Regions from separate parts of the Homo sapiens genome. Here region 1 is linked to region 2. A link is an interaction called in ENCODE POLR2A ChIA-PET data of the cell type or tissue named here. Cell type or tissue: A673. All regions are shown on one strand. Links, peaks and the distances in the headings refer to the core of each region. The heading gives the core; the rest is flanking DNA. Region 1 overlaps LOC107985443 (a long non-coding RNA gene). Region 2 overlaps HIPK1 (homeodomain interacting protein kinase 1).

Evidence for each region. ChIA-PET counts read pairs that join two places held together with the same protein. Peaks named below come from ENCODE experiments on the same cell type or tissue, not always from the same donor. Only the 100,000 strongest peaks of a DNase experiment are listed, where the experiment ranks them.
Region 1: POLR2A ChIA-PET joins it to region 2 with 8 read pairs; 2 of 35 experiments call an interaction of 5 or more read pairs at or near these places.

What each region holds. Positions count from the first base shown.
Region 1 is chr1:114,214,795-114,220,174 of GRCh38, forward strand. All of the region lies in intron 1 of LOC107985443 (a long non-coding RNA gene), which reads right to left. Among named protein-coding and RNA genes, the nearest start is that of SYT6, 64 kb to the left of the region's middle. In A673, for the core only: CTCF peaks have their summits at 860 (motif pointing left) and 4,881 (motif pointing left); a DNase peak (open chromatin) is centred at 4,877; H3K27ac peaks cover 1,723 bases.
Region 2 is chr1:113,938,068-113,943,447 of GRCh38, forward strand. HIPK1 (homeodomain interacting protein kinase 1) reads left to right here. Exons shown (of 16, transcript NM_198268.3): 2 at 2,315-3,392. The coding sequence starts at 2,317. Among named protein-coding and RNA genes, the nearest start is that of HIPK1-AS1, 11 kb to the left of the region's middle. RefSeq lists an enhancer at 1-215. In A673, for the core only: no CTCF peak of the experiment used is centred there; no DNase peak of the experiment used is centred there; H3K27ac peaks cover 903 bases.

The DNA.
Region 1 (5,380 bases), core at 305-5,304, 280 kb after region 2:
GTATTTTCTTTGTATATTACAAACACTTATTTAACTTGTTGTCATTTGAAGTAAAAAATTTCCAAAGTGTGTGCTCAACAATAATCATTGAAATGTTTCCAGTGAAAAAAAGAAGTGAAAGCCTTGATTAATAGTGTTTGATAATGTCTGTGGTATAAATATTCCTTCCGTGGCTAACTTTCAAGCTACCAATGGTTTAACAACCAGCTTTCTAATTTCCTGAAATTTGTACTTTTGCAATCAGGTACAAGCCAGCTCTGGTACATCACTGTTGGTGTCCCTTCTAGGGCTGACTTCTGGTCTGTACCACTCTACACTGGGACGCTGGAAGACTAAGTCTTTGACTCTTGTTGGAAAGAAAGCGTATAGGATGGCATTTCTCAAACTCCATAGCAGGGAACTTGTTAAAATGCAAATGCCCGCAGACTGCTATTAGGCACTCTGAATTAGCATAGGGGTGGAAGGGTTCCCAAAAATTTGCACCATTAACACACTCCCCAGATGATTCTGATGCAGGCGGTGTGAGGGCCAGACTTTGAGAGTCACTGGCTTGGAAAGTGGAAGGGATGGAGATAAAACAGGTGACAGTGGTGGGAAATGGAGTCAGGCAAGAGGAGAGAGGATTATGGAGGAAATGATGACCCAGACCATAGACACAATTGGGAAGCAAAGAGCAGGGAGGCAGGAGATATTCTCAGCTTGATATCCAGACTTGGAGGACTCTGCAGAACACCATGTACCAGAGGGCTTTAATAAGAGATGATGAAGATCATTATGGCGATGAAGGAGGGCAGTAGGCTTTGTTAACCAGCTTTACAGGGCTGGTAGGAAGTAGAGCCATCTGGTGCATATTTGGTACATTACAGAATCTATTTTATTTTCACTCATGCTACTCAGCCAAATTTATATCTGTTTCTGGCTGCAGAACTTGCCTGGTATTAGACTAAGCCCTGAGCTCTGAGCAGGAAGAATCCCACGCCAAGGACGTGATCAGTTTTTGCCGATCCTGGGGGCAAGGCTGGATTTCTAAGCCTTCCTAGAATTTCAGCCCTTGTTCTAGATGGTGGGAACCCAAGAACATTCCAAGTGAATGACTGAAAGTCCTGAAGGAATCTGTGCTCATATCACCAAACCACCTATCTCCTCCTGCAGGAGAGGGCAGCATTGGCCCCAGCCTCCCTGTGAGGCCCTTCACATCCTCATTTCCATTTCTCTATTGCTTCTGGGGGACAAGGACCTTGTTTATCTTTTCAGGCCAGGGCCTGCCTCTCAGTAGGTGGAAGAATGAGGCAGGTAGGTGATTGTAACGTACAGGGATTGGGAAGCACCATTAGGGCTGGCCTGGCTGAGACAGATACAGATAGAAGAAGAGTAATTGCCCAGTGGTAGGGGGTAGCTAAATATTAGGGGTCGAAAAAGCCTGAAATTTACCCTACTTGAGAAGGAAAACAAATCTGCTTAAAGCTACACAGTAAATTAATAATAATTAAAAAAAAAAAAGACTGACTAATGGTCCTCCCTACCTCCGTCACTCCCCCACACAAAAGAAAACAAGATAACTTTCAGGAAAGTTGGGGAAGGGGAGGTACATGCTGCTTAAGAGGCTCTTGGGAGAGCATTTGTTGTCTCTTCCTAGTCTTTGGCCTTATTCCAGTCCAACTGTTCAAAGGCACCGGGGCAGAATTTGTCTTCCCTGGGCTGGAACACAGGATATCACTAAGATTCCTCTGGATCCTGGAATGATGCTGCGAGTTGCACACACCTGCTCTGACTTTCCCCATTTAAAATTCCTCGTTAGAAATCCTTCCTTCCACTCTGATGTCCCAGACATCGCTCTTGGATCTTCCGCCCGCTTGCCTTGCATTCCCATCCCTCAGCTCAGACAGATGAAATGCAGGATAAAACCTTTCAGTACACAGGGCAGGGACCTTGTCTTTGTGTCTCATAAAGTGCGTGTACACCTGCAGTGCTTTGTAAATAATAAATGGCCACAATAAAGAAGCTGCTTCTTTGGGGTCAGGGGTGCCTGTTTGCAGAAAAACAGTTCCCCCTACACCTCCTCCCACCAGGTCTGGCTCTGCCTGGCACAGCTGTCACCGGAGCCTGAGGATGCAGTGCACAGAGATTTCCAAGGGGACATGTGACCTGAAAACTTAGGGTTCCAAACAGAATAAAAGGCACCACGCCAGGATTTCTTGGCCAGGGGAGGTCAGAGAGCAGCTTGCTGACATACTATGTACTTGAAAAATAAATGTACCGTGGAAATGCAAGATGTCATTATTATTACTTCGAATTTTATTGTTCTGCTTAATCTGGCCTTTACAAATTACAACAGCACAGGCTTTTTTAGCCAAGTGTATAATAATAATTTACTATTGAAAGAGAGATTGGCTGGTAATAACAGGTATTATTACTCTAATAATAACTTGCCAATTTCATACAAAGGAGAAGGAGACCTCTTTCCAGATGGGTGAACAAGCGAAATAGACAAGGGGGTTTCATGAGGGTGACTATGGGAAGGGCAAGGACATGATTACAACGTGGTCACTCATTATGATGACCCCCATCACTGATGCTGAGAACAAGTGGAGTAAAACTCTCAACTAGCCTGCTGTTTTCTCACTACAATTCAGAAACAGCAGTTCATCTTTTTGAAAATATGCTGCTAAAATCTCCCCTCTGTGTTTCCGGTTGCAGGGCACTATCAGGGCAACAAAACGTTCTAGAACAATGAACTCATCCATCAGGTATTTTGGAGGCCTTCATAATAATAGTAGCTGCCATTTATTGCAGCCTCGCTATGCGCCAGGCACTGTGCATCACCTCATTTACTCCTCTCCACCTTCTCTATGAAGTGAATCCTACTATCCATTTTATACATGAGAGACCTTAGGCTCAGGGTCGATAGGCCCAGTGTTCTAGCCAGGATCCAAACATAGACTGAATCAGGAGCCCAAGATCTTAACCACTGTGATCTACCACCTTTACTGCCACTTGGCAATGTTTCAATGGTTGAAATAGCTGAGTATTAGTAACTCAAACAACTCAAACTTGACACCTCTAGGCAAGAGGGAATAGTTTTCAAGCATCCAAGCTGATGGAAGGACAGAGTGGGATGGATAGCACCAATGCACAGGTGCTCAGGGAGTCACTTGGACTTGGCTGTGGATGGCCTAACTGGGAGAGTTTGCAGCAGAATTGCTTTCTGAGTTATGTTTTTCCAGACAGGTATTAAAAATATCCATGATCTCCGAGACTACTCTGGCTAGGTGGGAGAGGAGAGTGACTCTGAAGGAGGGGTGGGAATGGAGAAACTACTGCGGCATAAAAATTTGACTACAGATAATTTGTAAAGTTGATGATCAACCTTGATTAGATTTGCTCTTTCTAATTAGCAGAGCTGGATGGTTGGAGCTCCTTCATCCCTCCCCTCTGAGACTTTATTTTTTAAATTTCTTTATCATTAAATGAGGAATGTGGAGGAAAATTAGAAGGGTGGATGCTTCGAAGTTCTTATTGTCTAGCTCTGACCATCTGCCCTGGACTCAATTTATTCCAGATTGCCAGTTCCATGAGCCATCTTAATGAGCAAGCAGGGAGAAGGTCTCAGTCCAAGGCTTGCTCTGGCCTAAAGTGATTGCCTCACGAACGACTCACTAATTTTTAATTAATGCTCTGATCCATCCCAGAACCCTGGCTTGTGCATATTCTGCCTCTTCCCCCCACCGTTCACAAGCAGGAAGAAAGACATCTGGGCTACTTCAGTGCCTGTTGGGACAGGAAAAATAGCCAGGGCAGTGTACATCCCTTTCGTTTTCAGGGAAGTCACAGAACCACATCTGTTTTTTAAAGCGCAAGAGTGGAAGGCTGGGATGGGGGAGAGGCTGGGGGAGAAGGGATGTGAGTATGTGGTGGGGGCTATGGATGTGGTAGTGATGAGGCGAGTGTGTCTATGAGTAATACGGTGTGTGTGTGATGTCATGTGGGTGTGCTATGCAGGTCAAGTGTGTGATGGTGTCTGTGTGTGTGCACGTGTGTTGTGTGTGAGATGTGGTATGAGTTGCTGTGTAGGTCAAGTGTGTTTTTTGTGTGAGTATGGTGTGTGTGTGCTCATGTGCAGTGCGGTGTGGTCTGAGTGTGAGGGGTATATGTGTGTATGTGTGGTACAGTGTGTGATGTACAAATGTGCTGTGTTGTGCAGGTCAAGTGTGCTGTGTTTGTATGGTGTGTGCATGTACAGTGGGGTCTGGGTTCTATGGATGAGCATGTGCATGTTGTGTAATGTGTGTTTTGTAGTGTGGTGTGGTGAGTGTGGAGGAATGAATGCGGTGGTAGTGATGGTGGTGATGGTGGTGCCTGTGTATATGTGTGCATGTGCGTGTGTGAAAAGAGGCAGAGCAAGAATGAAAGCATCTCTAACAAAATAAGCTGCTTGAAAAGGGAATTTTTCTATCTCTAGAAATTTGCCAGAATATCTTCCTTTTTTGGCTAAAGCCTCTGCTCAGAAGGTCTCTGCTGCTCTGGATAAAAAAGGACAAGCTGGGTTTCAACAAAATAAAATGAATGTTAAAGATACTCCGGGGAGAAGCATTTTTACAAACCCAGTGCTAACGATGCAGTGGTTTCAGTTTCCTTCCATTGAGTGAGAAGGAATATTTAATTTTGAAACCAGTGGAGGCTCAGGCCCTACGCAGCAAGGTAGAGGAGACAACAGCACACGGCCCCTTTGTAGATTCATCCGTGCTCCCCTGACACCTCCTGTTTCCAGGTCGCAGATGAGATGAAATCCTCTTTGTGGAATACTGAAAAGGACTTTTGGTCTCCAGGGTTTGGCATTCCAAACAGAAGTAACTGAAGTCACCCTGATATGGAGGTGCCATCTAGGGGCAAGAAGGGGCTGGAGGAGGCTCCTGAAGAACAAGGAAAGGAGTCATCTAGCCAAAGGATTTTGTCACAGTCCTTCACACATGCTTTCTGGAGCTGGGGTCCTTGTGCAGGGGAATGTCCCAGAAGGGCTCAGCCCAGACAAATCCAGCAGGTTCAAAAGCATTTCCACTGAGAGGCTTTTCTTCAAGCCAAGCTCCCTGGCAGAGAGGCATTCCAGAGAAACGCAAATGAAGTAAACATATGGAAAAAAGTTTACATTCATGTCGTCAAGGAAATACAAATTAAAACAATAATTGACACTGACTTGGTGAAGTTCTTTAAAATGATCATGTCGGGGCACTCTCATGCTGCGGGGAGAAGCACACATTGGAAGGGAGGCAGTTTGGTAACACTTATCAAGAGCCTTAAAGCCTCAAAAGCCTCTACCCTTTGGCTCAGTGATTCCATTTCTACGAGTTTATTTTTAAAAACTCATTAGAGTACAAAGATTTCT
Region 2 (5,380 bases), core at 201-5,200:
GATTTTCCTGCTTCAGCCTCCTGAGTAGCTGGGACCACAGGCATGTGCCACTTACACTTGGCTTTTTTTTTTTTTTTTTCCCGGTAGAGATGGAGTCTCCCCATGTTGCTCTGGCTGGTCTTGAACTCGTGGACTCAAGTGATCCTTCCACCTTGGGTTCCTAAAGTGCCAGGATTACAGGCGTGAGCCACCACATCTGGCCTAATTTTTCTTTTCTTTTCTTTTTTTTTTTTGTTAATGCTTCCCAGGCTGATCTTGAACTCCTGAGCTCAAGTGATCCTCCTGCCTGGGCCTCCCAAAGTGCGGGAATTACAGGCTTGAGCGACCATGGCCAGCCAAGTTGAGAATCTTGGACATTATCTCCAAAGCAATGAGAAACCCCGGGAGAAGGGGAAGCAAGATGGTTAAGAAGAGAGAGCAGTTATCTGATTTGCATTGTTTAAAAGCAAAGATCTACTGAGTGGATTTAAGGAGATTAGTTTGGAAGCTACTGGCAGTTTGAACTAGAATGGTGCCAATAAGGGTAGGGAAAAAGGGCTGATTTGAAATATACTTAGGAGGCCAGGGGCAGTGGCTCACGCCTGTAATCCCAGCACTTTGGGAGGGTGAGGGGGGTGGATCACTTGAGCTCAGGAGTTTGAGACCACCCAGGCAACATGGTGAAAACCCATCTCTACTAAAAATACAAAAAAATTAACTGGGTGTGGTCGTGCACGCCTCTACTCTCAGCTACTTGGGAGGCTGAGGCAGGAGAATTGCTTGAGCCCCAGAGGTGAAGGTTGCAGCGAGCCAAGATTGCACCATTGCACTCCAGCTTGGGCTACAGAGTGAGACTCTGTCTCAAAAAAAAAAAAAAAAAAATACACACACACACACACACACACACACACACACACTTAGGAGATGGAATGGATAAGATAGAGATTAGATGTGGAGGAATAAGGGAGAGGAATGAGCCAGGATAATAGTATTAAATATGTGGTAGACACTATCATTTTACATGTATTAAATTATTTAATTCTCAGAACAACCCCATGAGGTAGGTATTGCTATCACCATTATGTAGCTGAGGAAACAGACATCCCTAATTTTTTTTCTTTTTTTTGAGACAGGGTGTCATTCTTTCACCCTGGCTGGAGTGCAGTGGCACGATCACAGCTCACTGCAGCCTCTACCTCTGGGCTCAGGTGATCACTTCTGCCTTCTGAGTAGCTAGGACTACAGGCATGTGCCACCATGCCTGGCTAACTTTTTTTTCTGTTTTTTTTTTTTTTTGTTGTTGTTGTTGTTTGTTTGTTTTAGAGACGGTTTCACCATGTTGCCCAGGCTGGAGCTCCCTGATTTCTGGCTTGAGGCGTTGGATGTGTGATGGCATCTCATAATTAAGATAGAAAACTGAAGGTGGGGTGGAGGCTCGTAAGTTTAATTCTGAATGTATTGAATATGAGGTGTTTGTGAAATGTCCAAGTTGCAGGGTTAAGTAGTCATTTGGATATAGGGTTTGGAGTTCAAAGCGAGAGAATCCTGGGTTAGAGATAGAGATTTTAGTCTTTTGAAGATGACTAATTTTGAGGAGTAATTATTAAAAAGGGGCAAAGGGTAGAGCAAGGAAAGAGGGATTACTATAGAGCCCCAAGGCATATGAGATCGGATGGTTGAAAATGGAGAAGATAAATATGAAATGGCTTGTGTGCTATGTCAGATGTTTGGACTTTATTCTGAAAAAATAGCTTTCAGTTTAATCTGTGGGCTTATTGAGCTGGAAGTGTCTGTGGGATATTCAGGGACAGAAAGCTGGACTGTTCTTACATCCTTTCCTCATATTTTTCTGCTAACTTTCCTCGGTTCTTCAGAATATACTCTAGCTTTCTCATCATCCTGGTTACTTTTTTTTTTTTTTTTTTCAATTTTAGTATTTTTAGAGACAGGGTCTCACTACATTGCCTAGGCTGGTCTCGAACTCCTCAGCTCAGGAGATCTTCCTGCCTTGGCCTCCCAAAGTGCTGGAATTAAAGGCTTGAGCCACTGTGCCTGGCCCATACTGGTTACTTTTTTATCTTAAAATGTGGTAGACAATTGAATGCATTTTATGTATGACCTGAGCAGAGTGGATAATCTTCACTTTGTCCAGCACGTTCTGTACACTGTTTCTATGAATATAGGTCAAGATTGAATTAGTTTTTGAGAAGAGGAGAACATTATTACATCATGTTTCTTTTATCAAGTAAAAGTGTGTGTGTGTGTTTGTGTGTTTTAAATCTAAGCCTTGTATCTTTTATCCTTGTGGTCTAATTCTTCCTTTCTCTCAATATAGGTATGGCATCACAGCTGCAAGTGTTTTCGCCCCCATCAGTGTCGTCGAGTGCCTTCTGCAGTGCGAAGAAACTGAAAATAGAGCCCTCTGGCTGGGATGTTTCAGGACAGAGTAGCAACGACAAATATTATACCCACAGCAAAACCCTCCCAGCCACACAAGGGCAAGCCAACTCCTCTCACCAGGTAGCAAATTTCAACATCCCTGCTTACGACCAGGGCCTCCTCCTCCCAGCTCCTGCAGTGGAGCATATTGTTGTAACAGCCGCTGATAGCTCGGGCAGTGCTGCTACATCAACCTTCCAAAGCAGCCAGACCCTGACTCACAGAAGCAACGTTTCTTTGCTTGAGCCATATCAAAAATGTGGATTGAAACGAAAAAGTGAGGAAGTTGACAGCAACGGTAGTGTGCAGATCATAGAAGAACATCCCCCTCTCATGCTGCAAAACAGGACTGTGGTGGGTGCTGCTGCCACAACCACCACTGTGACCACAAAGAGTAGCAGTTCCAGCGGAGAAGGGGATTACCAGCTGGTCCAGCATGAGATCCTTTGCTCTATGACCAATAGCTATGAAGTCTTGGAGTTCCTAGGCCGGGGGACATTTGGACAGGTGGCTAAGTGCTGGAAGAGGAGCACCAAGGAAATTGTGGCTATTAAAATCTTGAAGAACCACCCCTCCTATGCCAGACAAGGACAGATTGAAGTGAGCATCCTTTCCCGCCTAAGCAGTGAAAATGCTGATGAGTATAATTTTGTCCGTTCATACGAGTGCTTTCAGCATAAGAATCACACCTGCCTTGTTTTTGAAATGTTGGAGCAGAACTTATATGATTTTCTAAAGCAAAACAAATTTAGCCCACTGCCACTCAAGTACATCAGACCAATCTTGCAGCAGGTGGCCACAGCCTTGATGAAGCTCAAGAGTCTTGGTCTGATCCACGCTGACCTTAAGCCTGAAAACATCATGCTGGTTGATCCAGTTCGCCAGCCCTACCGAGTGAAGGTCATTGACTTTGGTTCTGCTAGTCACGTTTCCAAAGCTGTGTGCTCAACCTACTTACAGTCACGTTACTACAGGCAAGTGGCAAATGCTGAAAATCGTATCTTAGGCTAGAGTTCTGTCCTTATATTTAACATATACCCCGTAGGCTACATATAGCAATGAATTTGTTTATAGATTCTGAGATAGAAATAGGATATGTTTTAGCTCATTCTATGTGTGTGGCATTCCTATATATGACATTTATTTCTGAAATTTTATCTAGCACTGGAAAAATTAACTCAGTCTGATTCTGAAAGTTGTTACTAGTTGAATTATACTAGCACCTGGTTCTTTAGTATTATTTTACCTCATTTTCCCATTTTATTTATTTTATTTATTTATTTATTTATTTAGAGACAGAATCTCGCTCTGTCGCCCAGGCTGGAGTGCAGTGGCGTGATATCAGCTCACTGCAAGCCCCACCTCCTGGGTTCACGCCATTCTCCTGCCTCAGCCTCCTGAGTAGCTGGGACCACAGGCACCCGCCATCACGCCCGGCTAATTTTTTTTGTATTTTTAGTAGAGACGGGGTTTCACCGTGTTAGCCAGGATGGTCTCGATATCCTGACCTCGTGATCCACCCGTCTCGGCCTCCCAAAGCGCTGGGATTACAGGCGTGAGCCACCGTGCCCAGCCTATTTATTTATTTTTTTAAGATGGAGTTTCACTTGCCACCCAGGCTAGAGTGCAGTGGTGTGACATTGACTCACGGCAGCCTCCACCTCCTGGGGTCAAGTGATTTCTCCTGCTACTCCTGTCCTGAGTAGCTGGGACTACAGGCACCTGCTACCACGCCCGGCTAATTTTTTTGTTTTTAATAGAGATGGGGTTTCACCATGTTGACCGGGCTGGTTTTGAACTCCTGACCTCAGGTGATCCACCCGCCTCAGCCTCCCAAAGTGATTAGAGGCGTGAGCCACCATGCCCAGCCATTTTCCCATTTTGAAGAGTCTTGAAATACACAAAGATATTTACTTATTTGTAATGAATCTGAGCATATGTTGCTGTTTTTTCGAACCTCTTATCTTGGCAGGTAAAATAACGTGGGAATAACTCTAGGTTTAACTCTAGTAACATTTTATTCTTTTACATTTTCTTCTGTAGTAGCATGAATTGAATTACATGGTTGCTACAATCTCTTCCTGTTTTAACTTTCTCTAAATACTTTGAACTTAATGGGTTATCCTAGAATGGCCTTGACCCAAGTACCTTATACTTTAATGATATATATTTCTAGATTGATACTTTTAATGTAGCTACCATTTTAATATATAATAATTATTGGGACAGTATGTAAATGCTGATATATACAATTTTGTCTGTACCATAACCAAGGCTTTTAAAATGTGCTTTTTATCAGCACCCATTTACTTACTTGCCTAGTTATTAATTTTAAGGAATCTAATATTTAGTTTTAATGGCCATACATTAAATACAAATCATGTAAGCATCCAATCAAGAAGTGAAATAATAAAAACATAGATAACCTATAAAATATGTTTATAAGGAGCTATACATGCCAGATGCCTGTAATAAAATTTGAGGAAATAGAAATTCTGAATTAAGAATTTTATATTATGTGTGAAAATAATGTGAGGATATTTTAACCCATACAAGGACTCAGAAAAAATGTCATCTGCATGTTTCCTTTTTTAAAAACATTGTGGTAAGATGTTTATAATAGGAAATTTACAATTTTAACCATTTGGTACCACTCATTGTGTTAAGTACATTCATAGTGTTGTGTAACCATCACTGCTGTCTGTTAAGTATATTCACAATGTTGTGTAACCATCACCACTATTTCCAAATGTTTTCATCACCCAAAACAGAAATTCTAACCATTAAGCAATAACTCCCTATTCTCTCTTCTTCCTACCACTGGTAATCTTGATTTGACTTTCTGTCTCTATGAATTTGCCTATTCTAGATACTGCATGTAAGTGGAATCATACAATATTTGTCTTTTTGTGTCTAGTTTATTTCACTTAGTGTAATGCTTTTGAGGCTAATCCATGCTGTA